2 separate regions of the Mus musculus genome follow, and region 2 is linked to region 1. Evidence: chromatin loops called from intact Hi-C (ENCODE). Cell type or tissue: left cerebral cortex. All regions are shown on one strand. Links, peaks and the distances in the headings refer to the core of each region. The heading gives the core; the rest is flanking DNA.

Region 1 (15,119 bases), core at 2,493-10,492:
ATCACTCATTCACCACATACTAAGAGCATTCCGGGACCACGCGATTCTCAGAGGAGCCTGGGGAGGAGATCTGTTGTCACAGGGTGATAATGAGATTTTATCCAGGCAGCTGTCACTGACTCTGAACTTCCTGAAAGAGTGAGTAGGAGGCCCCATCCAGTGCCAGGGGAGTGGCCTGTCTGGGGCCATTGCTATCCTGCCCCATCCGTTTGATATACATCTCGCAACACAATTTCTCAGCATCTGCTTCACTTTGTCCATGCCTGTCCCCTGCATGCCTGTCATCATTGCAATCATAACTTTATAGTTACTTTGTTAATTAACTTTGTTTGCATGTGTGTGTGTGTGTGTGTGTGTGTGTGTGTGTGTGTGTGTGTGTGTGTCTGTCTGTCTGTTTGTAGGCTAGAAGTTGACTGCAAGTGTCTTTTCTCACTAGGCATTACCTTACTTTTAGATACAAGTTCTTGTACTGCCCTACTGCTCATCAAGTAGGCTACAGCCTGGACAGGGAGCCCCGGGCATCCCTCTGTCTCCATTTCCCCAGTGCTGAGACCAGAAGCACACTTAGCTGTTTCCCATGGGTGCTAGGGCTTGGATGCAGACCCTAACACTTACATGGCAAGGACTTTCCTGGCAGAGCCATCTTACCAGCTCCTGCTAATTTGCTTTCAAGCAGGAAGTGCTTCTCTGCTGTATAATGTTCCTATCAGCCTGTCCTCCCTCATCCCATGGTTCTCATGTTCCCCAAGCCTCTCATCCTCTCCACTCTTAGAAGCTCGTTTTGCCCTTGTTTCTTCGGCTCCATTCAGGCTGGATTTGCTTTCCACAGAGACTAAAAGTCACACTCTTTGTGTGTGTGTGGGTGGTGGTGGTGGATTTTACAGGGTCGTGTGCAGATGCGAGTACGGGATTCCACTGTCTCCTTTGTTTGATATGCCTGTCAATCATTGTATTTACCACATTCCCAACAGTTAGATGACTCATTAGAACACTGAGGTTTATTGTTTAGAAACTAATTCTTTAGGCTACTCTTTGTGTGTGTGTGTGTGTGTGTGTGTGTGTGTGTGCAAGTGTGCAGAGATGCAAATGCATACAGAGGCCATAAGTGTACCACTGCACCAGATCCCCTGGAACTGGTGGTTCTGAACCATCCTACATGGCTTCCGGGAACTGAACTTGGGTCTTTTGCAAGAACAGTCAGTGCTCTTAACTACTGAGCCATCTCTCCAGCCCTGAATATTACAGAATTATTACTGTTATGTGAACAACATGCTAACGCCTCCTCTCTACAGCATCCACCCTTTCATTCCAGTGTGTGCAACCCTCGAGAGCTTGCATCCCCTCACCCCTTACACAACTTTAGTCGCAGGAATGACAATTTACTGACATTTCCTCTTCTTCCTACATCTACCCCCAACCTTCTAGAATCTGCTGAGATGTTTTAAAACACCCACTCTCTCTGGTCATTATTAGAATTTCCATTTGGCTTGCGATTGCACCTGTATTTATTGAGGCTACCGCTAGACTCACATATAAGACATGCTACAGGAGCCAGGCTGTTCATCTCAGCATGGTTAGTAAACGTTAATTGCCAGAAATGACCCAAATGTCCACCAATAGCAGCTGATTATATAAATTACAGAGCATTCATGCGACTGAACCCCACAGCTGGTGAACATTGCTAGAAGCTTTTTATATATGACATAGAAATATCTCAGTGCTGAACTTTAAGCAAAAAACAGCAAAGTATGGAATATATATGGTGTTAGCATTTACAAAAAAAGGGAGAGGATAGAGAATTGGAACTCTGCGTGTGGTTATGAATTTGGTTTGTGTGTGTGTGTGTGTGTGTGTGTGTGTGTGTGTGTGTGTGTGTGTGTGTCTGTGTGTGTATGTGAGGCAGACTCACAGGATGGCTCTGTGGAGTGTGGGTCCTTGAGGCCTCAGGGGGAGCACCTTTTGTCTATGCTAGTGCCCTTGGCAGAATGTTTCCTTCTGGTAAATGGCTCTGAGTGGGTGGAAGCTGTTGAGGTCTGTCAGTGAGCACCCAGGGCTCTCTTCCTCCAATGGACTAGGTGAAGGACGGGCTTAAGTAAGAGGAGCTGAGCCCCGGAGGCTCTGGGGTTCAGTCTTTTGGGGGAATGGCTTAGTTTCTTTCTCAAAGGACTCCTGAATTTTAGGAGCTGGATGAGATATTATAGAAACAACCTGTGTTGGGCTTCCTAACCTCGAGAGCCCACGTGAGCCGCCTTTCTTTGTACTTACCCAGCCTCCAGGGTCATGTTCTGGACACATATGATGAGCATCTGCAGGTTCTGTCTCGCGTGGACGTCTTCTTAGGCTGGGTCTGGGGTTTCTGAATGTGGTCCTCCCTTCCTACATCACGGAAGCTGCCCCTCTGGCCCTGCTATCTGGGAATTTCTGTGAAAAGCATAGCAGGCCATCTTCCTTTCCTCTCTTATCAGTGTTTGGTTTCTGCATCCACAAGTGGGCACTTCTGCACCTCTGCTCTAACCTCACTTAGGCATTCCACTGGAAGCCACAGGTTCTCGACCTGTTCTCCGGCTCCCACCTGCAGATTCTCCACTCAAAGAAGCATATTTCATTATTCATTCAACTATCACCTGTCTCTCTTGTTTTCTCCTTGGGTTTGCTTGTCGTGTTGTTCTTTTGAAACATGGCCACCCTCCCTCTGAAGCTTACACAGTTCTGAAACGTAGTGTACAGGGCAAGCTGTCCTTAAACTTGCTTCTGCTTCCCAAATGCCAGGGTCATCAATGTGAGACACCGTGCCCAACTTGCTTTCCTCTGTTGAAATGTGGCCGGATGTGTCTGATCTTCTGATCCCGTCTCTAGTCTCATCCTCTGTTCGCACACATACCGTATGACTGTTCTTTGCCAATGTCACCTTTAAATATAAATCTCATTTGATTTTGGGTTGCTAGACCTCATCTCCAGCTCTATCATCTCCTTCCTGGTTGGAGCACCATCTGTTGTGTTTGAACTGGATATAGGATACAGTCCTTCTCTAGAAAAAGCCCTAATCCCATCCCTGTTCAGGCCCAGCCCTCTGGTGCAGTCTACTGCATGTCTGATAGATGCTTTCACACTCTTTCCTCTTCCCCTAGTCTGGGATCGCAGGACCGAGCTTTGAAATGTATACACTGTCTACTAATCTACAATGTCCAGGCATGTCCACTGAGCCTGGTAACTAGGAGTCTCACTGCATCGTGTCTCTTGTATAACGTCTGTAACCATTTTGTATGAAACACCCTCTTCCATAGTCAGGAATGTGGGGTACGGGGCAGCCCCAAATGAGTCCTTGGGTCCTGGAAGGATGAGGCTTTCCTGGGAAGGGCATGACAGTGGTTATTCGGCGTCTCTGTGGTTTCCCCAAAGAGGGCTCTGAACAGCATCCAGTGGCCCCAGCCTCTCCTCTACGTCTGCCAAAGTGCGTTTTACTACTGACCCAGAGCATGGTCCCAAGTCCCTGAACAAAAATCTTCAGTCTTGCCAAGTCGCTCTTTTATTGTTGCTATTAAACATTTATTAAATACTCTGTGCAGAGCCAAAGCCGGGTGATCTGGGCTGTGGCGAGTGAGAGCCAGACTGGTGGTGACCATACCATGAGTCCCTTGTGCACAGGTTGAGAAGTCATGGTGGATTGTACATCCAGAGGTGACAAGGAGGGGTAGGCAGCAGAGTCCCTGGGGCCAGCTGTTGGAGCTATGGCAAGCAGCTGGATGGAGTGAATATATCTCCTGGAGGGGCACAGGAGCACCCTGATGGGGAGAAATCAGCATGGCTGCTGTCAGGAAGATTTTCACCACGGCCATTTTATTTTGGCATCCTTGTGGATTAAAAGACAGTGCACACACTTTGGACTGAGCCTCTAATGATCCACCCTCAATGTCTCCATGTTGTCACCTCATTGGAGAGCCATGGGCAAACGTAGAAAAAGACAACCACACCTCACCATCAATGACTCTGGGGCTTAGTAGGACTTCACATCGGCTTCTCATAGTGCGGTGCTTAGTAAGACTTGGCAGCAGCTTTTCTTAGTGTGATGCTTAGTAGGACTTCACAGCTGCTTCTCCGAGGGTGTCAGAGGGAAGTTTCTCTGACTCTTTTGCCTGCTTTTTGGATCATTTTATTCCTACTGGGTTGCCTTGTCCAGCCCTGATGTGAGGGGAGCTGCCTACTCTTATTGTAACTTGTTGCGCCACGTTTGGTTGATATCCCTGTGAGGTCTGCTCTTTTTAGGAAGGGAAACAGAGGCGGAGTGGATCTGGGAGAATGGGGAGGGACTAGGAGGAGAGGATGGAGGGGAAGCTGTGGGGTTGAGATATAATATATGAGAGAAGGATAAATAAATAGTTATTTTTTAAAAAGAAAAAAACCCAAACTGACCCTCTCTGGCAATGATGTAGGCTCTACAGGGCCTGAGAAGTCCTTCCTTATCTACGGGAGGGAGACACTATGATCTGGCACTTCTCCCACACTAGACTCCTAAAGTGGACCAGTTAGCTTACCTCCCAGATCTCATGCCACTTTCCCAGTTATCCCAAATGCAGCTGCTTCCACCAGGGCGCCTCCCACATCCTCCTGGCTTCCATCCTCTTCCCTTCTTTCTGCTGCTTCTTCCTTCTTGTCTTTCCCCTCTGCACTGGCTGATTTTGTGTGTCAGCTTGATGCAGGCTACGGTCACCAGAGAGGAAGGAGCCTCAGTTGAGGAAGTGCCTCCATGAGATCCAGTTGTAAAGCATTTTCTCAATTAGTGATCAATGGAGGAGGGCCCAGCCCATTATGGGTGGGATCATAACTGGGCTGATGGTCCTGGGTTCTATAAGAGAGCAGGCCGAGCAAGCCATGAGTTAGCAGTGCTCTTCCATGGCCTCTACACCAGCTCCTGCCTCCAGGTTCCAGCCTTGCTTGCGTTCCTGTCCTGACTTCCTCCAACGATGGACTGTGATCTCGAAGTGTAAACCAAATAAACACCTTTCCTCCCCAACTTGCTTTTTGGTCATGGTGTTTCGTGGCAGCCATAGAAATCCTAATGAAGACGTTCTCCTCCTACTTAAGCTTGTGACTTTTCCCTAAAATTTATCCCCAGTCTTCACTGGGCTGGTCTGTGGGAGAAACTGACCATGGTCTGTAGTCATCCTACAGTGAACCTCCTTGTCAAAGATAACAACTTCAATACCAAGGGCCATTCTGTTGGGTTCACTTGAACCCAGGCCTGCTTCCCAGGACTGTCTGTGGTGGCTTATCCTCTGAAGCCAAACTCCACTCCCAAGGCATAGCAAAACCCTAAGCCACCATCCAATTTGCCACGGTCACATGGTAAAGAGGCAGCCACTCTCAGAGCTTATTATATGTCTCCATCCTGTCAGACCGATTCTCTTTCTCAGCCCTCGCTGCCCCCTACCTTCTCCACAATTCTTTCCTGACTTCCATGCCTAGAGGCCCATGACTCACCCACCATAGATTACGGTGGCCCCCACAGCCTGGTCTGCGCTTGGCCAGTGCCTTCAGCAGCTTGCATTCACAGTAGATTGTGCCCATCCCAAGTCTCCTGCTCTAGGTTGGGAACTCCCAGATTGAACTCGGATAAAACCCAAAAGGCGTAGCTGGGTCAGCGGAGAATGTTTGCTTCTCACAGCATGGTTGGCAACAAACCTACTGGACCTGTGTGAAAAACAATCCACCTCATGGTTGTTCAGGTCTGTCCAGGGCAAAGTTTTCCACAGCTCTACCCAGGGCTGGCAGGTCACAGAAGCAGAGGTGAGAGTGGACACCAGGGGGCGCTGTTGGACAGTTCTCGCAGAGCCTGGCAATTTAAGCTACCGTAGCAGCAGCAGGCTGGAATCAAGAGCTGGCAGCTCCCCGATGCTGTCAGATTTCGTTTTCTGGAAGTCGCTGGAAGTCCTGGGCTTGGGGGTAGTAAAAAGACATGCCAATGGTTGTGAGGGCCTTTTGCAAGCGTGGCTGGGTTCCTCTGGGCTGCACACTCTCCCCTCACGGGGAGCTGGCTGGTTGGAACCCTGGGTAGCACTTGAAGACCTTGGCCTGCCTCCTACACACGCTCTGCTTGGAGGAGCAAGGAGAATTGAGGAAGACAGGCAGGTCACACAGCAAGACCAGGCTGAGGACTCTGGTCTCTGAGCAGCCACAGGCAAAAAGCGGGTTTGGAATTGCTGGTATACAACAGGTGGATCTTGTAGCGGAGGGACAGGAGGAAGCTGACCCTGGGCTCTCCGGGCTGGCCTCCTCCTGGGAGACAGACCATGGATCCACATGTACAGTGAGGCTGGGTTATAGGGTCCCCCGGTCTTGCCTGTGCTGCCTCCTGTAGCCTTCAATCTGGGGAGCCACACTGTTGGTAGGCCTGCTATGGCTATGGCTGCGGCTGCGGCTGCTGAGTATGGTCTTGAGGTGGCTCTCAGGGGTGAGCAAGGCGCTGGCTCAGAGGTCTGCTGTGCATCCCAGCTTCCAGGAGTCTTCAGGAAGGGAAGTGTTTGTGCCTCACAGTTTACAGAGGGTGGGCGTGGGCGTGGGCGTGGGTGGTGACCATGTTTCCATCTTCGTTCATGCTGTAAAGTCTCTATGACGTGAGGGAGGCCACAGGGAAGGTTTTCACAAGGATTAAGAGCATCCAAGCACTAGGACCTGAGAGGATCATGAGGGCCCATGAAGGCCTATTGTATCCCAGCAGTGGGTGGTACTCAAACTCTAGGCCTCAGTTTCCCTCAAGCCACTTGCTTGTCATTTGGACACCTCTCCTTTAGTGCTCTCTCTCTCTCACACCTTCTGCCAACTCCCCTGGGAAAGCCACACCCTTAGGCCCATCCTGGAAGGCATCACCATCTTCCTCACTTTGGGTTCTTGCCTCTCCCTTACCTCTGGGAGTGGGCTAACTAGAAAGATTCTGCCCATCCTGGGGCACACCTGCAACCAGGGTAGCCTCTCCTAGCTGCTCCTGTAGGGGCCATGAGCATCTGTGTATCCCTTCACCTGGCCTTGCTCTCTTCAGCCTACCTCAGCATCAGCTGCTGAGACCATCCAGCCACTGCCCCACCCACCTGACAAGAGGGACCTGGCTTATACCCCAGTCACTTTCTATCTCCCATCTTGCACACAACACTCTTCGAAGTTTGGTTTCTATTTCTAAAGTCTCCTCCCTTGGCACAGGTCTTATAGCTGTGGTCACCTGTTTCCTCCTGAGGTGTTCATTACTTTAAGAATTCCACCCCAAATCTATCTCTCTACCTTCCTCTGTCAGGTTAATTTGGCAGTTTAGATAGGAGTGTACTTATGAATGGGTATGTCTAAATAGACAGGTATATGTGTTGGTATGTATGGATAAATACAGAGGTATGTTTGTATATGTGTTGGGGCACATGTGAATGCATGCCTGTGTGTGTATACACATAGATGCATGCTGTGAGGAATACACAGGAATGCATGTTTACATGTATACAGACACGGGTACATGCATGTATACACATGTGGGTACATGCTTCTGTGCACTCCCACATGTGGGTACGTACTTGTGTATGCACAAATACGGTGCATGTTTCTCTTTTTAATATCACATGTGGGTGTGCAGTTATGCATGTGGACACATGCGAGTGTATGATTATGTGTACAGACTCGCAGGTGACTACCTGTGTGTGTTCCCACAGGTGGTACATGGTTGGCTCTGTGCCCACATGTGAGTACATGTGTGGGTTCATATACACTCTCTTTGGCGGCAGACATCCCCACTGAAACCCCGTAACAACCTCTTCTTGCCAAAACCATGTCTCCTCCTTCCCTTCTCCCTCCTCCTTGCTTCCTAGGACCGAGCTCAGGTCACAGTGGAAGGCTAAACCACTGGTTTCTTTCTGTTCCCACTCGCCTCTCTTGCCTTGCTGGTGGGGCACTGTTCCTGACATGTAATTCATGCTCATGGCCTCTGCTCCCCTGTCCCCGCCCCTGCCCCTGTCCATCCCATTGCGCTGCTCATCGCTTTGTGCCTCCCAATGAGACTGTGACATCTTGCTTGTTTGCTCTGAGACTTACTTCTCCCAGCCTAGTAATTAATTGCTTGTTTCGCCTGGCCTGACTCCTTCCTAATTGTCTGCAAGAGTGACATCCCCTGGGGACCACCACGCCTCCAGAGGCCTCTTCACTGTGGGTCAGGACTCACCTTCCTCATTCCCTTCGCGTCCAGACAACCCCCACCAGCGAGCGTCCCCTCCCTCCTAGAGAGCTAGCCACCTGCAGCCCCTGCTGGACAGAGCCCCTCCCACCCATCTGGGTTCTGAGGAAAGAGCAGTGTTCAATCTGCAAAGAGTCACTCTCAATCTCCTGCATTTCCTTCCAGAAATAGAGCTCTCGGGTGTGACAGGATCACTAATTCCAGCCCAGTCCGGTTCCGAGCCTGGCTCTGCCTGTGGGGGTATTAGAGTCACGTGAGCAGGCCCATGGTGGCGTCGGTCGCTGTCTATTGAGGTAAAGCGCTCTGCTCTGACTCTTAAAATAAACACGTGTGGGCCTTCTTTGTGCCAGTGGGCTCTCCCCTGTTCCCTGGTTCATTCTCAAAACAACTGTGGGAGAAAGAGACGCTGTCCTCACTTTACAGTAGCAGAACCGGAGCCCAGGCCTCTCAAGGATACCGGTGTGGGCGGAGCTTCTGAAAAAGTCCTCTGTACCTAGGGGCGGTGGCTCTGTCCTCCATGGAGCTGATACACTATGGATAATGACCCCAGGGGAGATCTGTCTCCTGTGTCTGTTCACCTAGATGCCAGACTAGGATGATCATCGGAATTCTAGGGCCTCTCTGCACCAGCCATCCTTGGCTAGGGTCCTTTTCAGTACCTTGAGGGTATTCTCTGCAACATTATCTTGCCCCCTGTGATTTTGTAGAACCTGTCCCGAGGCTCTGAGAAAAAGGATGGATGAGCGTCCCTGGGCTTGGATAGTGTGATCTTGTAGGCAAGGCTCTGCTCCATTCAGCTGTGAAGTGGTTGGAGGCTATAGCAGCCGTGAGAGGGGTCAGGGAATGGACCCTCCCTCGGGATGGTGACGGCTCATGTCGACTGCTCAAATTTCCCTGGAGTGTCTGGGTGCTGTAATCAGTGCCTGTGTGTTTGGGTGCTGTTGTCTGTCAGTGTGTCTGGGAGCTGTCATTTGTGTCAGTGTGACTGGGTGCTTCTGCCAGTGTCTGTGTGTCTGGGTACTGCTGTCAGTGTCTGGTTGCTGCTGTCTATGTCTAGGTGCCTGAGTTCTGTCATTAGTATCTGGTCGCCGCTGCCAGGGTCCCTGTGTCTGGGTGCTGTTGTCAGTGTCATTATGCCTGGGTTCTACCATCAATGTCTGCGTGCGTGCGTGGGCGCTTCGGTCTGTGTCCATATGTCTGCAGTTGTTAGTGTCCGCGAGACACATTTAGATTGCAATAGCTCAGTGAGGCATGCTTAGCAAGGCACAGGCAGGGGAACAGACTGAACGCAGGACCTGGTACCACAGACATCCATGATGGGAACACTTTGTCCCATGCTGGCTGTCTCTCGTACGCCTACTGTGTTATTAACATGCCTTGTTGCTAGGGCAGAGTATCTGATGTAAGTAACGTAAGGAATAGTTTATTTTGGCTGGAAGCTGAAGGCTTCAGTCTGTCTTGGTGGGGAAGGGTTAGCAGGAGCGTGAGGCAGCTGGTCAGTATGCAGCCAGGACGCTGAGGGAAGAATATTGGTGCTTAGCTCACTTTTTCCTTCTTATGAGGACCCCAACTAGGGATGATGCTGACCATATTTGGGATGTGTTTTCCTACCCCTACTTACTCTAGAAATTCTCTCACAGGCATGCTTTGAGAGTTTGTTTCCATAGTGACTCTAAATTTCATCCAGTTTACACTCAAGAGTAGCCACCAGGGTTCCCCTTCCCTGCCTCACCTCCAACCACAGAGAATACAGGCAGTGTCTGTCTCTCTGTGAATTAATTACTCAGCTGCTTAATTTGCCTGGCTAAGGTCTAGCCCTCCCAGGAATCCCAGCCATGGATAAGAAGACACCATCTTCCCAGAGCTTCCCTGGATGGTCTAGGGTTGCCAGCTGGGTTGCACTGTAAGTCTTCCTGCTGGTCAGTCCATCTTCCTCCTTCATGCAGATGAATTTCTTGGGGACTTCCTGGTCATCATCAGCACACAGCTCATACCAGGGTGCCTGATTCCAGGGAGTCCCCAGAGCAAAGCCACCCAAACCACCAAGCAGTGTCCTGAAGATTATCTCGTGTTGCAGAGTGAGGCTCTATGGCTCAATGCTGGCCACTGAATGGAATCCAGACCAGGAGCCCAGATGGCCAAGAGGTCAATCATAGTGAGGGGCACTGACTCCTTGTGAAGCGGGCTCATATATCTGAATAGGGTGGCATCTGGAAAATTGGAGAGAAAACTGTCTGGCTGATGAGTATAGGCAAAAGCCAAGTGTGTGGCCCTTCTCCTTGCATCTCCTTTATCTCTTCCTCCTTCCTCCCTCTTCACCCTCTTCTCCTCTGTCCTTTCCCCATTTCCCCCTATTTATTCCTCCTCTTCTTTTTATTTCCCTGTCTCCATCTTACCTCCCTTCTCCCTCTCCTCTCCTCTCTTCCTTCCCTCCTTCTCCATGCCTGCAACTGCACATTTCTTTGGTGGCAACCCCCAAAGGCCCTTGACCCTAGAGCTGATCATGTCCTGGAGGATCTGGCTACTAGAGCCAGTCTTACTCCCTTCTACTGCTCTGTTGTAGCCTGATCTTCCATGGATGCTGAGTCTAGGACCACCAGGGACAACTGCCCTTGGCCCTGATGGAGACTGTCCTGTCCCAGATTTGCACACGGACTCTATATACCTCCCAGTTAGGTGTGGTAGAGCTTGTTCTCTGGACCATAATGTTTCAGCCAAGGGGATGCACTTCTGCCCTTGAGTAGAGCTTCAGAACAGAAGTGGGTAGTAAGGACAGTAGAGGTTAATGTGATGCAATATTGCCCACAGTAGGGTGGACTCCAGATCCTATAAAATGGCAGGGGATGGAATGTGCACAGTCCTGATATTGTAGAGTTAGAGTTCCTTTAAATCAACTGAATCAAGACAACCTGAGCTGGACAGAAACATGTTAAAGCAAATATGTTAGAATGGATTTTACAGAATGTCATCAATTCTTAGGCTGGGCTCCCAGAGATAACTCTGCCTGTCATGTGTTACCTTGATTGGATCCTAGGAACTCAGATGGTTGGCAAACCAGTTTCTGAGTGTGAAGCAGTATTTCCATCAACTGGAATAAAGGGTACCATCCAAGTTGCCTAGGATCTGAACAGAACTCTGCCTTAGTCCCGGGGCTGGGCTGTCCTGCCCTTGGCACTCCTTGTATTTTGTGCTTCAAATTCTAGGAGAAACATCCCCTGTTATTCTGCCTTGACTCTCAAGCTCACATACCACAGGCTCTCCTGGTTTTGTAGCTGAAATGATGTACTGGGACTTCTCAGCTTCCATAAGTGTGTAAGTCTACCTGATAGGAGTGTGATTAACACATATGCACGATCTCTTTCTTTCCCAATCCCCATATTATATTATGGCATGGGATTCTCTTCCAATCTTGTCTCAGAGTCTACTTAAGTCACCTTACAGAAGCCATGCTCCCTTTCTTTGCATGCTACATGCCTGATACTTGCCAGTGTATGCTTTCCCTAGAACTTCAGGATCTTGATACCATCTCCTCATCTGTTTTTCTGTATTGGCATGGGCAGTCTGGAAGTTTCTGGACACTTTTTTCCCTTACTTATTTGATTTCTCATCAGGTTTGGAGATTCCAGGGCCAACAGAGGCTCAGCTGTCACTGAGTTACAGAGTCTTCAGGTCACTGACTCACACCCAGTGCTCCTGCGGAGCCTTCTGAATGGTCTTCAAGGAAGAGCATCCATGTTAGGAGGTCATACTGCTCTAGAAAGGCCTGGCTAGCTGGTATTCTTACCCACATGACTGAACACTACTCTAATTCATTCCCTGCCTGAGCTAGCTTCAGGGAGAGATCTGGGCAGAGGAAGCACCCAGTCCCATTGAAATGGGATTAAAGCTCTCTTTGTATAGGACTCTTGCTCAGTCTTTAACCCTACAAAGGAAATATGTCAGGAAGGCTCTCCTGGTACTGCATACCCCCTATCTGAGCCCAGCTCTCTTCCTCTGACTACAGAGACAGGTAATTTGAAGTTCATTTATTTTCACTGACTCCTGACCACTCTCCATCCATGGCTGTGAAATTAACAGGAAAAAAATTACAAATTGCTAGAAGACAGAGACCTTTAACAGTGAGCACATTGCCTTATGCAGGTTTGATAAGCTGAAGACATTAAAAATAGAAGCAACACAGCTCGAAGTAGACCAGTAGTCCTGAAATTTTAATAAGCTCCAGCTATAGGCAAAGTTTAATAGCTGGTCAGCCTCAGGGGGAAGGTCACACCCAGGTCTGTCCTGAGACACTTGGGGCTTGGTGACTGTTCTACTGCTTATGGCCCTATCCCCTTGGCTTCATCTCAGGTCCTTGTCATCATGAGTCCCTATGTCCCTTCCTCGGGTGCTATCAGAGACCTCAAGCATTTCCCTGTGTTTGTCTTAGTACCCTATGGACACCTTGGGCAGTGGTTGGGGGGGGGAAATTGACTTTTATTTTATAATTAATCAATTATTTATTTGTCTGCAGAATCCAGAGCAATAAGAGTCGGCGGAGTCATTAATAAGATACCAAAATTTCCTGCACACCCTGGAGGATGTCAGTCTGAGACTTATGTCCACTACCCTGCTCATCTGTGTGTCTGGTTCTGTGGTTCCATCCCCCCAGGGCAGGTGCATGGGGTCACCTTGATATTTATGTGGTTCCTTTGCTGTCCTGTAGAGCCAGAGCTGTAGCTGTAACTTCTTGGAAGAGACACTGGCTAGGGAGATGGTAACTCTAGGCACTATGGAAACCGTGCTTTCTGGAGGTGGTCACTAGGGATATTCTAGACAGGTGCTATGAATAGTTTCTTATCTTCCAGAGCTATTTCTTGGGATCAGAGTCTGTTATTCTCGTGAATTTTCTGTTTAGATGTGGACAGTTTCCTGTGGATGATTTAGGGTTCACACAAACATGTCCAGAGCTTCTGGATGAGCTTGGGTGTTGTCACCCCACTTCTGTTGATTTTTGAAAGCCTCCTGCCACCCACTACCATGATGCAATGCTTCTGTCCAGGTGGCTCAGTTGCTGGAAACCATTACCTGCTTCTTAGGTTACCTCTTCTTGCAGACTGAGCAGTGGAACAGAGGGGAGCTCCCTGTAGGTTGTTCCCAATGCCTGGTCATCTTCTCTCTCTTAGAGCTGTTTCTTCAGCTTGAAATGTTCTCAGCATTCTGCCTCTTAGAAGCCCAGAGAATGATGATATATACTGATGTAGGCAAATGAGGTGGAGGCAGATTTGGGGCCTGGGTAGTAGAACTTTAAGTTCTCTGGGCGTGGCATAATTGTGAATCTCATGTGTCAACCTGGCCAGGCCACAGGCCCAAGTATTTGCCCAAACATTATTCTGGTGTTTCTTTGAAGCTGTTTCTGAATGACATAAACATCTGGACCAGTGGTATGAGGAATGTATACCAATGTAAGGACTCTTATATGAATTTCTAGAACCCTAGGCAGAACTGAAGAGCAAGTCATCTCTGTGCTGACTGCTGAGATGTCCCTGACCTCGTCAGGACTTGGGGGTCAGACTTGATTCACACTACCTACTCACCTTGGCCTTGAGCGTGGCACTGGTAGATCATGGAAATTGGTCTCTAAGATGGTGTAAAGTAGCCCTTTATAAATCATTTTATGTAGTTATACCCCTCTACAGGTTCAACATCCCTGAAGAGCAAAATTGGTTATGTTAGCCTTGATTTGGATACCTGGAAGAGAGGGTTAAAAGAAACTATTAAAACAATGTTGATTCTATAAGATGAACTAAATGCCCAGTGGAGGCCATGAGCCTTTGGGGTGGGGGGTCAGGGCCAGTGTGCTGAGGTTTGGATAAAGAATCTTCCAACCAAGACTCATATGTTGAAAACTGAGTCCCTAATTTGTGGGGGTGCTATTGAATGTGACTGGATCAAGATGACACTAGCTTCCCCAATGAGTCACCCCACTGATGAACTCATATGATTCATAAGTGATACCTAGATGGAGAGAAGTAGGCCGCAGGTGTTGTGTGCTTAAAGGGCATCTATGCTGATTAGTTTTATATCAACTTTACCAAAGATAGAGTCATCTGAGAAGAGGGAACCTCCATTGAGAAAAATGCCTTCTTAAGATCTGGCTGTAGGTAAGTCTATATAGAGCATTTTCTTAATAGTGATTGGTATGGGAGGGCCCAGACAGTTGTGGGTGGTAAGCCCAGTGGTCCTGGGTTTTATAAGAAAGCGGGCTGAGCAAGCCATGAAGGGCAAGCCAATAAGCAGCACTCCTCCATGGTCTCTGCATCAGACCCTGACTCTAAGTTCCTGCCCTGCTCTGATTCCCTTCAGTGATGAATGGCAATTTGGAAGTTTAAGCAACATAGATTATTTCCCAACTTACTTTTGGTAGTGGTGTTTTGTTTTGTTTTGTTTTGTTTTGTTTTGTTTTGTTTTGTTTGGTTTGGTTTGGTTTGGTTTGGTTTGGTTTGGTTTGGTTTGGTTTGGTTTGGTTTTTCAAGACAGGGTTTCTCTGTGTAGCCCTAGCTGCCTTGGGACTCACTCTGTAGACCAGGCTGGCCTTGAACTCAGAAATCTGCCTGCCTCTGCCTTCCAAGTGCTTGGATTCAAGGCATGCGCCACCAATAGTAACTCCAAAGACAGGCACCTTGTCATTTCTTTCTTCGTGCTCTTTACCATGAGTTTTTGCTTTGCTGTGAGGCTAAAAGCAATGGGTACTTCTCTCAAACCATTGACCTTGATCATTTTGACATAGCAATAAGTTGCTGACTGATGGGTTATGGGTTGATCCAACTATAATGACTAGTTCAATTATTCCCTTTAGAGAAAAAAATCCAAACCAAAACAAAATATCATTACAGTTTTAAAGTAGCATTGCTATAAATGTCCAGTCCTCCTTGGAAGA
Region 2 (15,119 bases), core at 2,636-10,635, 210 kb after region 1:
CCCTGAGGGACAAGCCAGACCCCTCTCTCCCCCTTGGCCCCAGGCTAGATCCAGCTGTCAGGCCCCCACTCCATTCTCAGCTCTTCCACAGCTCCTAGCTGTGCCTGGGTGTCCAAGAGCCTGAGAACCAGATGGCCCCAGGCCTCCTTGCAGGCCCCGGGAACCCAGAGCCAGCTCCAGCAGTCCCACACCTCAGACTGTGCTTCCCCACCCCCAGAGCGGTGTCCTGGGGCTTCTCTATAGCAGGAAACCTGTGGGGCAACGGCAAGGGGTAAGTGTTCCTGCGCCCTGCCTCACTGAAGGGCTGATCCCTGTGGTGGAGCAGGTGTGGGACCCCATAACCCTACACCTCTGGACATGTAGGCAGGTAGCCCTGGGACCTCTATGTTGGAGAGACGAAGGAGCCATCCAAGGAGGCTTCACTCTGGCCAGATCCTCAGCGTGAGAGAGAAGCCCTTGGGTGGAATAAAGACCCAGGGCACTGAAGGTGGAGCTTGTAGGGTTGGGATTTCTTGAGTTAGTCTAGATCTCACCTGTGGAGTGGCTAAAAAACTTACACAGGCATTGAAATCGCCAAGATCTGTCACACCAAAATGACAGCACACAGTCTGTGGAGACACAGGTCACCATCGCCATGTTTATTAGTAGCAATGTTTTGTGTAGGACTTTGTCTTATCTTATGGGCTAGAGGGACAAGGAACCTCTTGCTGGGATCTCTTATAGTTTCATGAGCACCTCCATGAGAAGCACAACTAAACGATGTTGAAATCAGGCCTTGGGTTCAATATCTCACTGGAAGCAATTCAGGGGACGTTTTAAAGTTTGGTTACACTTAGGAGCGCCCTGGGCATCTGGCTCAGGGAATGATGCAGGTTTCAAATAAATGACCATACAAATAATTACATCAGTTGCTGAAACTGTATGCTGCTTTGCTGATATCCAAGCTGCCATCCCCTGTTTTACTGCGGAAGCCTGCTTAGCAAGCCCTCATCTAGTCAATTTTCTGACCACAGCCAATCAATGGACAGCAAGCATGTGCTGCTGACAGTGGTGGAGTGTTGTGGTGAGCTTCACCTGGGCAGGAGAGAGAGAGAGAGAGAGTGGGGATGCACATGTGTAGACACACACCTGTGTATGTATGCATGCATTTGTGTGGTGCTTGTATGTGTGGATAGTTTACTCACATGTAACAGGAGAGGGTGAGCCTCCTGTGGCCCTTTGTGAGGTACTCTTTCAGAGCAGGAAACACCTGCAGCCCCTCCAGGGCCTGGCTCATCAGGTTGTAGATTGGTTGTGTCTGTGGTTGGAGAATCTTCTTGGACAAGCTAAAGCTGAGCGGGAGCCACCCTGATGAGCAGGGCTTTGCCAAGCTGGAAGATGCCAGAATGAGCCTCATCAAGGGAGATGGGAATACAGGACAAGGGCAGTGCTGATGGCCACCAGGTGTCTCAAACTCTAGCAGCCTGGCTTGGCAGGCAGGCAGGCTGAGCTAGCCTGGGCCTTTCTTGGGTTTTCATGTGGTAGTTCTTTATGGACCAGTAAGCTAGGGTCCAGCAGACTGTGTGACCTTGATAGAGTTGCTTGCCCTGGCTGTAGTCACATTCACTCCCATGGCCTCTGAGGGGGACTTCTAACTGGCCATCTGCGCAGTGTGAAAGCTGGAGGGTTAATTGCTGGAAATAGTGAGCAGGGGCCAGTTCTGTGCTCTGGCAGCTACTGTGTGCTGAACAGGGTACACATGGGGTTGCGGTGGGACACATCAGGGTATCAGTCCAGCTAGATGGGAGCCTTTAAGGGAGCCCGGGGCGGTTGAGAAGGCAGCTTGTAGAGTGGATGATGATGCTTGGTGTCATTCCTGTCAGGATTCTGGGGTATGGGGTTGTCTACCCCCCACCAGGAAGATATAGGATGGAATAGGGGGACCGTTGGCTCAGCCAGGACACACTGAACGGAGCTGGTTAATCTTGATGCATAGCTCTGCCAGGTCACTCTGTGTATATAGCTCAAATGCACATGCTTCCTCTCTCACACACAGTGACAACAGCTCTTTAACACAGGCACACCACAAAGGAGGCCCTTGGGTTTTTGTTGTTCCTGCTTCTCCCCCACCAGTGCCCCCTTAAACATCACTCACTTCTGTCCACATCCACATGGCTCCTTGGTCACCATTTAGGTCAGCATGTTGTTGGCTAGATTGGGCATTGCCCGGCTTGAGCTCGGCTCTCTAGCCCCAGCTGCTCCCCTCCCCTGGGTCTTTCACTCTAGAGAGGCACTCCTCATAAGCGCCCAGTCTGGAGTCTCCAGGAAACTTCAAGAGGACTCAGGTGGTTGAACGTGCAGTCTTGCCCATAGTAATGGAGTCTGGGGCCTCAGCCACCAGCAAGTCAACCTGTTCAGTGAGTTTCATCCCTAGCAGATCAGGAATGGAATCCCAGCTGGCCTGAGTGCTGGCCTTCCTAGGCTCAGGTCCCCACATCAGATCTGTTGTCTATGACCGAGCACTGAGACCCCAGATGCCCTCTCTGCCTCTCATGCTTTCTTGTCTGATATCTGCCTCTCCCGTTCCCGTGTCTCCTGTGGTTTTGAGGCTCGTCTGTCCCGCCCCCACCCCCCATTTAAATGATTTTCTCTGAGCACAAGTGAGAGACTGTGTTGTTTTCATTTCCCTTCCTTCTGTCTCTTACTTTCAGGACTCGATTATATTCCCTGGTTGTTGTTTTATACTCTAGGCTCTGGTGAAGTTGTGCCCCAAAGCTGGGGCTCAGGGGGTGGGACATGAGGGTTGGAGATAGGGTATAAGTGGAAGACTACATACCATGTCTGATCCTCTGTGTCTTGTTCCCACCATCAGAGACATCAGCATCACCCCACAACGTTGGACACATCACAGTGGACAAGGCAAGGCAGGGCCAGTGGGGCATTGGGGGCTTGATGAGAGCCAAGCAAGACTGACATCAGCAGCTTGGATGGAACATCAGTGCTCTTAGTAGAGAGACTCATGGGATCTTCACACAGGAAGCTCTAGTCCAGAGTGGATGGGATGAGCAGAGCCTGGTGATTCCAAGCAGAAAATAGAAGATGCTGGGCAGTGCTATCAGTACTAGATGGAGAGGCTCTGGTGTGCACATGTCCTTGTCCAGTTGGGTATCAGAGCCAGGCTGAGACATTGACAGTGCCTTAAGAAGCTGGAGTTGAATGAGTCTGTCAGCTGACTGTGGCATATTCCTTTTGGATCTGATGATCTCCTTGTAAAGCCCCAAGGGCCGGCAAAGGCAAGAGTATAACGTGCACAGGCATTCAGGGATCCATGGTGTGGTGTCCTGGCCCCGGACGAAGGAGCATGTTATCATGGGACTCTCTACTGACAGGCAGTTCAGGATGTCAGGCCACACCAGGCTGATGGTCTTGACAGAGGGGACAAGGAGGAAGCTTTGGTCATGTGGACACAGACATTCAACCCTGATGCCTTGGGGTGCTAGAAAGAGGGATAGCATTTATCGCACAAGATATTAAGATGCAGGTGAGGTTGCTGAGCAGACAAGATGCAGGGCAGGAACCAGAGGTGACAGGCCAAACTGTCCTTGGCTCGTGATCCTTACGTTCAAACTTTAAAAACCTGTAGGCGTCCTGGGCCTGGTTCCCCTCACCTGTCCCCCGCCTTGCTAAAAGAATACCATCTGTCCCAGCGAATCTGCGCCTCTCTATGTAAAAGTGCTCTTCTGTGCATGAGGCATGTCGTTATTTTAATTAAGAACATACCAGGGCTAGAGAGATGGCTCAACAGTTAAGAGCACTTGCTGTTCTTACAGAAGATCCAAGACTTGTTCCCAGTACCCACATTAGGCAGCTGCAACTGCTTTTAAGTCCAGCTGAAGGGCACCTGTGCTCTCTTCTGTCTTCCATGGGCACCCTCACACATGTGTCATACACGCACAGACACAACACAATACTCACGCAGGCATGAATGAGCGCATAAATAAAAAAAACAAAAAACAAAAATAAATATTTAAACAAAAGAAAACACATCCTTACATCCTCTGGGTCTTAGTCACCATGGAGACCGGCACAGCATCCTTAAATAGAAGCTTTGTTGGTGACATTTGCCCCCACTGCCCAGCCCTCCTCTGCCACACCTGGGCCTCTGAGGGAGGTCTCCATTCTCACTTGTCAGCATGCTAATTTTGCTCTCCTATCCTGTGAGAGGCACAGAGAAGACCGCCTTCGTTTGCATAATTTGTACTGGGATATCTGCTTGGTGCAGCCAGCCTGCTCCCCAACAATCCCATCCAGATTGGAGCCTCGGCAGCTGCAATCTATCATGCTTGGACTCCGGCCTGTGAGCTGGTGACGGCTGTCCACTCTCAGGGACTGGCCCGGCCCAAGCCCCAGCGAGAACAGTGATTGATTAACGCGCACAGGCGGAATTACTCTCTGTAATGGTGATGAATACAGCCCAGCCTTTCTGGCAATGATGGTTGTTTATCCATTTTCAGACCCACGAGCAGCAATCAAGTTTCCTCAGCTGGTTATTAATTACCACACAGTCCTTGGGTGGGGAGATGCAGCTTTCTTGCCAGGGGTTCCATCTGTCATGGGGAAGTTGCGAGGGCAGGTCTGCGCGGAGTCTCTCCCCGTGAGAAGAATCTTTCCACCGCAAGCGTTCCAATGTCAAATGGGTTTACATTGTGGATTCTGAGATCATCATAAGCAGGGCCTTGCCTCAGCTGGAGACCCGGATGCTGCTCCGTGAAATGTAAGGGAGATCACTGTGCTGGTGAACTGAGCCTACCTGGTGGGAAATTCTCATGGTGTCACAGATGACAGTCAGGGAGTGTGGGCTAGGGGTACGGCTCAGTTACCAGAGCACTTGCCTAGCCTACACAAACCCATGGCACTATACGAACCGGTGTGGTGGTACATGGTTAAAATCTCAGCCCTTGGGGGAGGTAGAGGCAAGAGGATCAACCTTGGCTAACAAAGTCGTTTAGAGGGTAGCCTGAGCCAAATGAGATCTTTGTAAAAAAAAAAAGGGGGGGGCGGGGGGAACCCACCTTTATCTTACAGGTGGGGAAACTGAGTCGAAGCTCCAGGAAGCTTCCTGTATTTGAGATTTGCTTGGCGTGGGGCATCTCTGGTTATTCTCTGTGCAGGTCCCCACCAGGATGGCAGAGGACTCTTCACAAGGACATACAGTCCGGGTTCATGTGGTCAGCTTTATATAGATACTCAAGGACAGAGCTAATCCTCCTTGTCTATCTGATGAAATGGCAGGCTTGAGGCCTCACTGTGTTCTGCTTGTCAAGATGAAGGAAGCATTATGGGTTTCCCATGAAGCTTAACTTCTAAAAGTCCAGCAGGCAGGAAACAGCATGCTGGGTTGAATTCCCGTGCTGCGGAGCCCCAGATCCCAGCTGAGGAACTCGGTCCTGCAAGGTCCGCCCCAGGTCACAGGAGGAAGAAGTGCTCAGAGGCCTCATCCCGGTCTTTATGAATTGTTCCTCTTTCTCAGAAGATGTATTTCCTTCTCCAAACGCTATCTGCAAGGAGACATAAGGAGTGTCTACTTATCTTAAAGCCACGCTCCCGGGGAACATGATGTATGAAAATCAGGATCTACACGGCAGATATGTTTAGGGAACATTATTCATCTTGCAGAGAAGCGAGGGTGTCTGTCTTGCAAGGGGACACACGGGTTTTCTTCAAAGGCAGCTGTCCCGTGCATGCAAATATTTATTTAAAATTCAAATATTTCTTGAAGGAGGAGCTGTCAGAGGGTGGAGGGGAGACCTGGAAGTTCCAGGACTTCTAGGAAAGAATCGATCGATCAGTTGATGGGCAGATAGAAATTGCTGGGTGAGTACTTCGCAGCAGCACGATGTTACGGGCTACTGGAGGGCTTGGGGGAACTGAGTAGGATTTGGTTGGGTTTGGTTCATCAAGTCTGGGCTGGTAGGTCTCGTTTAAATCCTGAGGCTGAAGAACTGCAGCTAGGAGAGCCCAGTAGAGTGGTCCTTGCCTAGGAGCAATCTGAAGTGTCAGGAGTTGGGGACAGCTACAGAGAATTGCACTGGCAGACCTGGGTCTGATCTTCTGGCTACGATACTCGAGGAACTAGTTTCAGGTCTACAGACAGGAGGGGGCTCTGTGAAGGTCTGCAGTGATCAGGGCCATTGGGGATATGGAGAAGTTGTGCAAAGTGGGTTGGTGTGTGCTGAGTGTCAGCTGGGACTTCCAGGCCATCTCCCACTGCACCTTTAGGCTGCAAGCAAAGGTTTCAGAGAGTCAGGGAAGGTCCCTGCTATGGACTGGCAAGCTCTGAATTGTCACCAGATGCTAATAAAAAGACTCACAAGCAAGTGGCATGGGCTGTATCACAGTCACCACACAGAGGGCTTTGCTGGCTTGTACTCACTCCTGGAATCTTTACTAGAAAAACTCAGAGCCTGGCAGGGTAGAGCACAGGAAAAAGAGATGGTGTTTTAACCTCTTAGGGTCTTTCCTTATGGGCTTGTCAGCATACATCCATGTCTACCTTGGTTTACCATGTAACAGGCAAAGCAAAACAAGGGTCCAGAGGAACAGACAAGGCACACCAGCTTCTCTGTCACACAGATATGACTCTGGGGGACCCAAGACCCTGAGGTAGAACGACCTCACTCCCATAAATATCTAAAGGATGCAAGGGCCACTTCAGGGACTCATAGGGACAGGGACAGAGTGTTGGAGCCACAGTGTGGAAGGACCAAAGGATAATCTGACACTGTTTGATCTAATATTCTCAGTAGCCTCTATGGCAGCCATGGCAGGCAATTGTAGTAGAGTTGAGGGGCTAGGTGAGTTGTACAATGTCCTGCCTTCTCTGGGATATCATGATTTTGCTGGACCTGGGAAATGCAGGGATGGGCTTGGGAGGAACTAGGGCAAGACTTGTGAGTGATGCAGACCTGTGGATCCAGGAGGTGAAGGTCACATTTCTGGTGTTGAGCTTATACTAACAGCCCTAAAGGAAAGCCCTGAAGCTAGTGTGAGTTGGTAAGGACACCAGGTGGCATACTGACATTTCAGTCTGCATCTTAGAGAAGACAGCAGTCTCAGAACAAGGGACTTCTGAATCTGACAGTGATGACTGGTGTGGGAATTGGGAAGATGCCCTGTCCTCAAAGACCACATCCTCGACTCCACACTGCCCTCATCAGATGGAACTATGGCATGCGCAGATAGTGAGTGGTTCTGGGACAATTGCAACCAATGGTCCCCTGAATGGGACACAGGACAAAGAATGTTGTGTAAATTAAAACAAGGACATTCCCTTGGGTGGTGTGATGTTAACGTCAATGTAACTGGCTTTAGAATCGCAATGGAAATGTATATCAGGGTGGATCTGAGAGTGTTTTCATAGAGGTTTAACTGAGGAGGGAAGACCCTCCCTGACTCTGTGGGCAGCAGCATCCTACAGACTGAGGTCTCTGACTAATTTAATAGGAGATGCAAAAGAGAGAGAAGGAGGAGGACAAGGAGGAAGAGGAAAAGGAAGAGAAGGAAGCAGAATAGGTGGAGGAGGACAAGGATGAAGGAAGGAGGAAGAAGAGGAGGAGGAGGAAGAGGAGGAGGAGGAAGAGGAGGAGGTGGACAAGGATGAAGATAAAGAGGAGGATGAAGATGAGAAAGGAGGAAGAGAAGGAGAAAGAGGAGGAGGAGGAAGAGGAAGAGGAAAGCTAGCATCTCATGCCCTCTGCACCCTAGTCTGTGAAACAAGGAGGTAAGGACGCAGCAAAGGCTGCTTTCCCTGATGTGCCAAACTTGAACCAGAACAGAGTCTTCCTCTCTTAAGTGGTTTCTCCTTCGGCGTTTCGTCAAAGCAGTGAGAAAATAACCCAGCACTGGGGAAGTCACATGGAGCACAAGACTGACTGAGTGTGCTTTGCATTTCAAAGTGTTCCTTCTGGGATTTGATCCATTTCCAAGTGGTGTGTAGTGTGTGTGTGTGTGTGTGTGTGTGTGTGTGTGTGTGTGTGTGTGTTGGGCCAGAACTTGCTCTCCTCTTCTCAGAGGGAGATCGACTTTCACCATTTTTAAGCCTCATCGTTCCAGATCACTGTGATGCTCAAGCGCAGTCTCACGGGGCTGTACCTTCCTGCCAGCTGTCCTGTGGTCTCAGACAAGGCTATCTTCTAGATCCCCACTCTGATTCCCTTTGCATGTGGAGCATACCTAGCCCCAGACTCTTCCTCCAGCTGCCTGAGCCACACGCCCCCGCCCCCCACCGTAGACAGAATCAGGCTCAAGACACGGCTGAGCTACTGCTTTCCAGAGGCTTAAAGAGGAGCCTGCGTGGCTCACGGCACGCACAGCTGTAGGCTCCACGTCAAGCAGCAGTTCATGGAAAGCCTCCTTTCTATTTCTTGGGCTCCTATGACCTGCCTTTCAATTATTTTTTTCCTTGTAATTTTCTTCTTTGTATCATCCTCACGTGCTCCCCGCAGCTTTTGGTGCTCCCAGAACATCAAGGAGGACTCCACGGCCTTGGAGACGTAGCTGCAGGAGGCATCAGAATGATGAACTCAGCGAGTGGCAGCTTCTTATGTAAGGTGGTCAAAAAAGTCACCCAACCATGACACAACAGAAAAGTCACCCAACCATGACACAACAGAAAACTTCACCAATCAGGAAAGGTCCTGGTCCTGTTCAGAACCCATAACCCTCAAGAACCTTCTGAATATGTCCTACAGGAAACCTGGCAGGTATCAGTAGCCTCTTCTGGCATTCAGACCCCCATTCGGCTCTTCACAGTTATCACAACCCTAGATTTATGCCAACTCAGAGCCTGGGTAGGGTTAGCAGCTGCAGGAAGGATCTGAGCATTGAACCCGTGACGAGAAGCTTACAGAAGCTATGCTGGTAAACTTTAAGGATGCCCATGCAAATGTACAAAAAAGAACCAGAGCCCTGACTGAAGCCACTGCAGGGGCAGAAGGTAGCCAGGGCACTTCTCAGCAGAATGTCAGTATTTGGTGCTAGGCACTTGAGAAACTCAGCAGTGTGAGCCCCCAAGGAACAGACCCTGAATCAGTAAGCAGTGTGCATGTGGGTGCTGTGATGGGCATGTAATGACCACAGTGGGAGTCTCTATAACTCCACAGTGTTCACTCTTCTCTCTATGGACCTGCTCCTGGGATATTGCCCTGCCACACCCTGTGCAAATCTACCAATCTTCCTCGCTATCTTTCCTGCTAGAAATTGTGGGTACGTTTTCCCCAAACATGAAATGACACATACACTATAGCGATCACAAACTCCACAAACCAACACAGACACACACACACAGACACACACACAGAGACACACACACACGGGGTAGGGGGGGAGAAACACAGGTACCCCATATGCTGTACAATGTACGTACCACACATAAAACAGTCTCCTCATATACCACACACAATGCACTTTATGGAAGCCACAGCTGTCACATGCACACCAGGGACCATAATACAGCACACACACACACACACACACACACACACACACACACACACACACACCAAACTCCACACAGAGAACACACAGGCACATACATCCTTCCTGTTTACCTCCTTGGTAGACTCTGCTATGGGCTGCTCATGATTTGGAAATGTCTTCAGTATTCTTTCCATTAGGAAATCTGTCCTTCCTTTCCCCTCCCCCAACTCTTTACTTTTGAATCTGAGCCCCGTGAACCAGGCTTTGCATTCCTCTTACTGCGGACATTGGCACGGTCCACCTGTCAGGCATGCTGCTGCAGGGTCTGCCATGCCTGTGCACAAAGTTTTCGCTGGGCACTGGGCAGCTGTGTTTCCAGGAGAGACACCTCAAAACACTTGTCATCAATTTTGAACTCCACGCGATGTCAAGAGTCCTCCAGAATCCCCCCTAAACTGAGTTCTATCCTACAGGGGATGGTGTCTGATCTCTTGAGGATAACACCAGGGTCCCTCATTTTCCAGCGATCTGCAGATAACACCTATGACTGAACAGGGGTCCTCTTCTGCAAGCCCTGTTTGCCATGACTTTTGATCTTGCTTCTCACATGACATGTTTTTTTCTCCTGCGACAGAGTCTCCTGCAGCCTAGGCTGGCTTTGAACTCGTTATGTAGATGAGGATGAACTTGATCCTGCTTCCATCTCCAGAGCGCTGGCAGGTGCGTGCAACTGCACCAAGCTTATGTGATGCTCGGGGAGAACCCAGCGAACCCTGCTCACCAGGCAGGCACTCCATGCCCTGAGCCCCAACCTCAGCCCCTTCTCTCGTGATCTGAGGAATTTTTTTCCTTCCCTTAGTTTCACATGTTAATTTGGGTCCTTTTTTACTATGTGGTGACATTTTCTCCCTGCCATAGCATTCCTGCCAAGTGGATTCTGCCACGTTTATCACAACATGTCTCTTCCTCTCCCTGGAATGAGAGCTATTGACAGTGTTTGAGGTTCCAGTTCAGACTTGGAAAAGCTATCCACATGGAGCAACACGTCTCTTCAGTATCTTCTCCTTTCCATTCCTCTTGCCCGGTGCCCTGGTGGCTCCTGGTGGTGTGAGGCGCTATTGAGGGCTGTGCTCTGGAGTTCCTGTGGATCCCTTCCAGCGTTTTCTTTTCTTCTTGTTTCACCCTCCCCTATACACGCAGCCTCATAGCCGACAGCACCCACTGTAAAGTTATTTCTGGCCCGCCCAAGCACCTGCCTTCTCACTGCTTCCTGTAATCCCCCTGAGTGTGCACGACCTAGGGTAGCATGCTGGGGTGTGGCCAGCAGCCAGTTTGGCTCTGCTCCATCAGTTCAGGTTTGAGATGTGTGGTGTAGGCTGGGATACTGCTGTCTCAGGGCACCTCTTGTGGTGGGCACACTCAGGGTGGGCATCTTTGTTATGTTATCCCTTAACCCAGGGAGAATCCCGTATACAGGCCAGGCCTTAGAGAGTGAGAGCCTGCACTAGATGGAGCCATTCCTTCTGCCATGGTGGCAGTCCCCATGGCCTGCTCACAAATAGACTCATAGAGACAACATGGCTGCCTTGTTTCCTCACTCCACTCTGTTTTCTCTACTCCATGCTGGGAGGGAGTGTTGGTGTCATACTTCCTATAAAGGTGCCCCCTACCCAAGTCGCATACATATTCCAAGTGACTTTGGCTACTTCTTCAGGACCGTGTTCTCATAGATGCACCCTGATGAGTCTAGCTCCTGTTTCCTCTTTTCAGAGAAATATGGGACAGCCACAGCCAGGACCACCTAATGCTGGGGAAACTGAGGTAATCAGGCTCTTCTTATGTGAGGATAGCTGGCATATTGTCCTCTCTCTGACAGCACAGTTTAGAGAGTGGGATGGGGACAGGGATTGTCTTCTGCAGGCAGTCAGGAAGAGGCTCTGATTCCACTGGGCAGACTTGAGCATGCATATATGTGTATGTATATATATATCCACACCTCCTAATAGTGTCACTTTCCATGGGTCAAGTATATTCAAACCATCACACCATGGCTGCTGGCAGAGAATTCACCATGGCCTCACCCTTGACCTCCATTTCTTCTTCTCTCGGGGCTTCGATGAAGTATGCTGGTTAGTTTGATAGAAGTATGCTTGTCAGCCTAATAGAAGCTAGGGTTACCTAGACAGAGGAAATATCAATTAAGAAAGTGGACTGTAGGCAAGTCTGGGGGTGGGGGGTGGAGTCCTGATGCAGGATTGATATGGGAGATCCCAGGCCACTGAGTGCAGTGCCACCTCTGGACAGGTGGCCTTGGATTGTATCAGATAGCATGCTGAGCAAGCCATGGGGAGCAAGCTAGCGAACAGTGCTCCTATATGGCCTCTGCTTCAGTTCCGGTTGCTAGGTTCCTGCCTGAGTTCCTGTCCCAACTTCTCTTCCTGATGGGTTGGAAGTTGTAACATGAAATAAGTCCTTCCCTCCTCAAATCACTGTTGGTCATGGTGGTTTATAACAGTGACAGAAGGAAGAAGGGAGCAACTTCTCTTCATTATAGACCAGCCACATGCCCAGACAGATGCAGCCAACCCAGACCAAAATGCAACAGGGCCCTACCTAGTTCTCTGACCTGCCTCTTGACCACAATGTCTACCCTTCCCACATGTGAAGTTCTAGGTTCTCATCCCAGGGACACAAGGCATGAGGATACATTATGCACTGGTATGAGACAATAAGCAACATTTATGGGGCGGGGGTACGACAAAACAAAAAGTATTTACCATGTGGTATGTGGGTTCTGGGTACCCCCACAGAGGTGCCCTCTGGCCACCCACTAATAATCCCTTAGGAGACAAGAGAAACTGAGACAGGAGCTGCTATTCTTCAGACTTGGAGATGGGAAGGGACCATGAACGGACCAAACCTTCCAGTGGCGCTGTGCCATGACACTTTGCTGAAAGATAAGACTGCTATTCATTCCCAAAGGTTCCCAATCCATCCAGCCATGTGTTCAAGAGAAGGGAGGCCGGAGCTGATTCACTCTGAGGTCCCCACACACCAAGGGTCCTCGTACCCTAGGTGCCCCACTGATGCCACTCAGTGAAGGTCCCCTTGTGACCGGAGCGTCTCAAGACAAGAAAGGACATGAAGGCATCTCTTTTCTCACCTGGCATGTCCATCAAAACCTGGCAGGCCAGAGCAGGGCTTAATGAAGGAGAACCAATTACATACACCTAACTGCTTTGGGTCATGTGATCTCTCTCCTGACATCAGAGGCACATCCAGGGCATAGCCTAGACGTGCTGGCATTTCATGTCAGGGTTCCCAGCTGTGGGGAACCACCATCAGTCTGTAGCCTGAGAGAAGGCCTGGGCCACCTTGTCCCAGACGCATCCGGAAGTCACCTACAGCTTCTCATCCTTCACTTGGAATAGCCCAGAGGTGGGGCTTCTCCTCACAAGGCTTTTTTTTCCCAGTGGTGCAGAGAGATCTGAGGGAAGAGGGTGGGAAGGAGCAATAGCAGAGAGGGTACGGAGTTAAAATTGGATTTCTGCTCAGATTGATCATCTAATGTGATAGAAAAATATACAGTCTGGGAGCAAATTTAGATTTCAGTGAAAAATTAAACTGTTTTATACCAAGTTGCCCAGTGGAGCATTAAATGCATTCTCTACATAATTGTATCTCAGACAGCAGCAGGGACGTGGCTGTCACTCCAACTGCCTCCAGAGGCTGCAGGACACCAGGCCGGCAACAGCCAGCTCTGTGCAAGGGTGAGGGGTGTCCTGACTGATCTCCACACTGTCTTCCTGTGGGTTGGGAGGAACAGGCTGGGAATACCTTCCTTGGAACTTTTGGGGCCAAATGACCTTTCAAGCCAGCAGACTCTGATTGGAGAGTGAGCATGGGACAGGAACACTGGTGACCTTGGAGACAAGCAAGAAGGGGGAATCCCATGAACGTCTAAGATGTCTGTCTCCCTGACAGAGATCTCTCTCAAAATTAAATCCTTACTGCCAGGAACCTTGATGCCTCCATCTGTCATCTCAGCCACTAGTAGTACAGAAATTAGGTTTGTCCCCCCGGGGACCTAGAATGTAGAATCAATAGCAGGGACACGTTAACATAATTGACTTTCTGCATGGATCCTTTTTATTTTCTCCTTGTCTCTAAGTGACTTCTCCCAGTGTGTTTGTCTAAGCTAGCCTGGTCTACCCTCCTGTTACTCTCATGCACCCGTTTCTCAGATTAGTACTGTCTTAGTTGCTTTCCTATTGCTCTGATAAAATTACCCTGACAGATGCAACTCAACTAGGGGAAGGCCTATTTATTTTTATTTATTTATTTAGGCTTAGAGTTACAGGGTACAGGCCATCATGAAGACACAAAAGCAGGAGCCCAAGCAGAGCTGGTGACATTGTATCTAGACCAAGAAGTACAGACATACACGTTCATGCTACATACAGTGAGCATATCTCTCGACTTCATTGAACCTAATCAAGACAGTCCTCCACAGGTGTGCCCAAAGGCCTGTCTCTGAGGTGATTCTGGATCTCATCTGGTTGTCACTTGAGATAAACCACCACAGGTAAAACCCAGTTTTCCATCTGTAAATCAATGCTCATTGAGGATGATACACAAAAAGATTAAGCATGATCTGTGAGGGTAATAATGGGACAAGATCTTCAGATCGGTCCTCAAGAGCGTCCTGGACAGAACACGCATGCTGGCTGTTCCAGCCACAGCTCCGACACGTCGGGCCTGTCCTCTACAAGGCTTTTCTTTGAATGCAGGGCTTTCATTGCTTCTCCCATTTCCTGTGCATATGAAGGCCTAAGAATAGTGAAAGGCAATGGCCTAGCTCTGTATACAGTACATAAACACATGCACATGCAACATGCACACACATGTACACATGCACATAGAAGCACAGGGCCAAAAAGTGGGAGTGGGTGGGTAGGGGAGTGTGGGGGAGGGTATGGGGGACTTTTGGGATAGCATTGGAAATGTAAATGAAGAAAATACCTAATAAAAAATTTTTAAAAAGAGAAAAGTCCAGTCTTTTGGCAATCTCTCAATTGTGTTGCCCTATAAAATAAAACAAATAGTAACTTCCAATATACAAAAGCACATTACCATTCTAAGAGAGCTGAATGAAGCCATCGTGGGAAAGACTGGACTGAAGCAAGACCCAAAGGAAGCAAAGAGAATCCTGCAGCACCGTGTAAGTTTCACAAGGTTTTATAGGGTTCTGCCCCTGCAGCCTGCTTCCTCTCCATCTCCCCCGCCCTCTCCCGCCCTCTCCCCACCCTCTCCCGCCCTCTCAGGCTCTCTGGCTCCACTCCCTCTATGTAACTCTCCTTAGCAGATATCTCACGGGTCTAGCACTTCCAATAGCATTGGATGTCCCTTACAAGCCAGGTTTCCTAGTCACAGCTTGATGCCGTGGCCTCTTGAACTTCCTCACAAGGACTCTGACACTGACACATTTCCCAGCCTCAGCCATTATCTAAAACCACAGAGGATGAATTCATGACCCCTCTGTCTTGTATCATTTTGGTCTTCAAAACCAGGACCGAGTGAGTGCCCCTCCAGTGCCTCTGGAGGCCTGGCTTTCTTGGACCACAGTTGCAGTAGCTCTTGTATGGAGAAGATGGTGAAAACTT

What was found. Hi-C counts contacts between places; a loop is a spot of excess contacts. Peaks named below come from ENCODE experiments on the same cell type or tissue, not always from the same donor. Only the 100,000 strongest peaks of a DNase experiment are listed, where the experiment ranks them.
Region 2: a loop joins it to region 1, with 3 times the contacts of the local background. A loop is called at or near these places in 2 of 42 quality-filtered maps.

What each region holds. Positions count from the first base shown.
Region 1 is chr15:88,239,106-88,254,224 of GRCm38, reverse strand. All of the region lies in intron 5 of 4930445N06Rik (a long non-coding RNA gene), which reads left to right. Among named protein-coding and RNA genes, the nearest start is that of Gm41376, 29 kb to the right of the region's middle. In left cerebral cortex, for the core only: a CTCF peak has its summit at 5,796 (motif pointing right); DNase peaks (open chromatin) are centred at 6,538, 7,743, 8,530, 9,439 and 1 more place.
Region 2 is chr15:88,025,980-88,041,098 of GRCm38, reverse strand. No RefSeq gene overlaps it. Among named protein-coding and RNA genes, the nearest start is that of Gm35772, 38 kb to the left of the region's middle. In left cerebral cortex, for the core only: a CTCF peak has its summit at 7,189; a DNase peak (open chromatin) is centred at 4,242.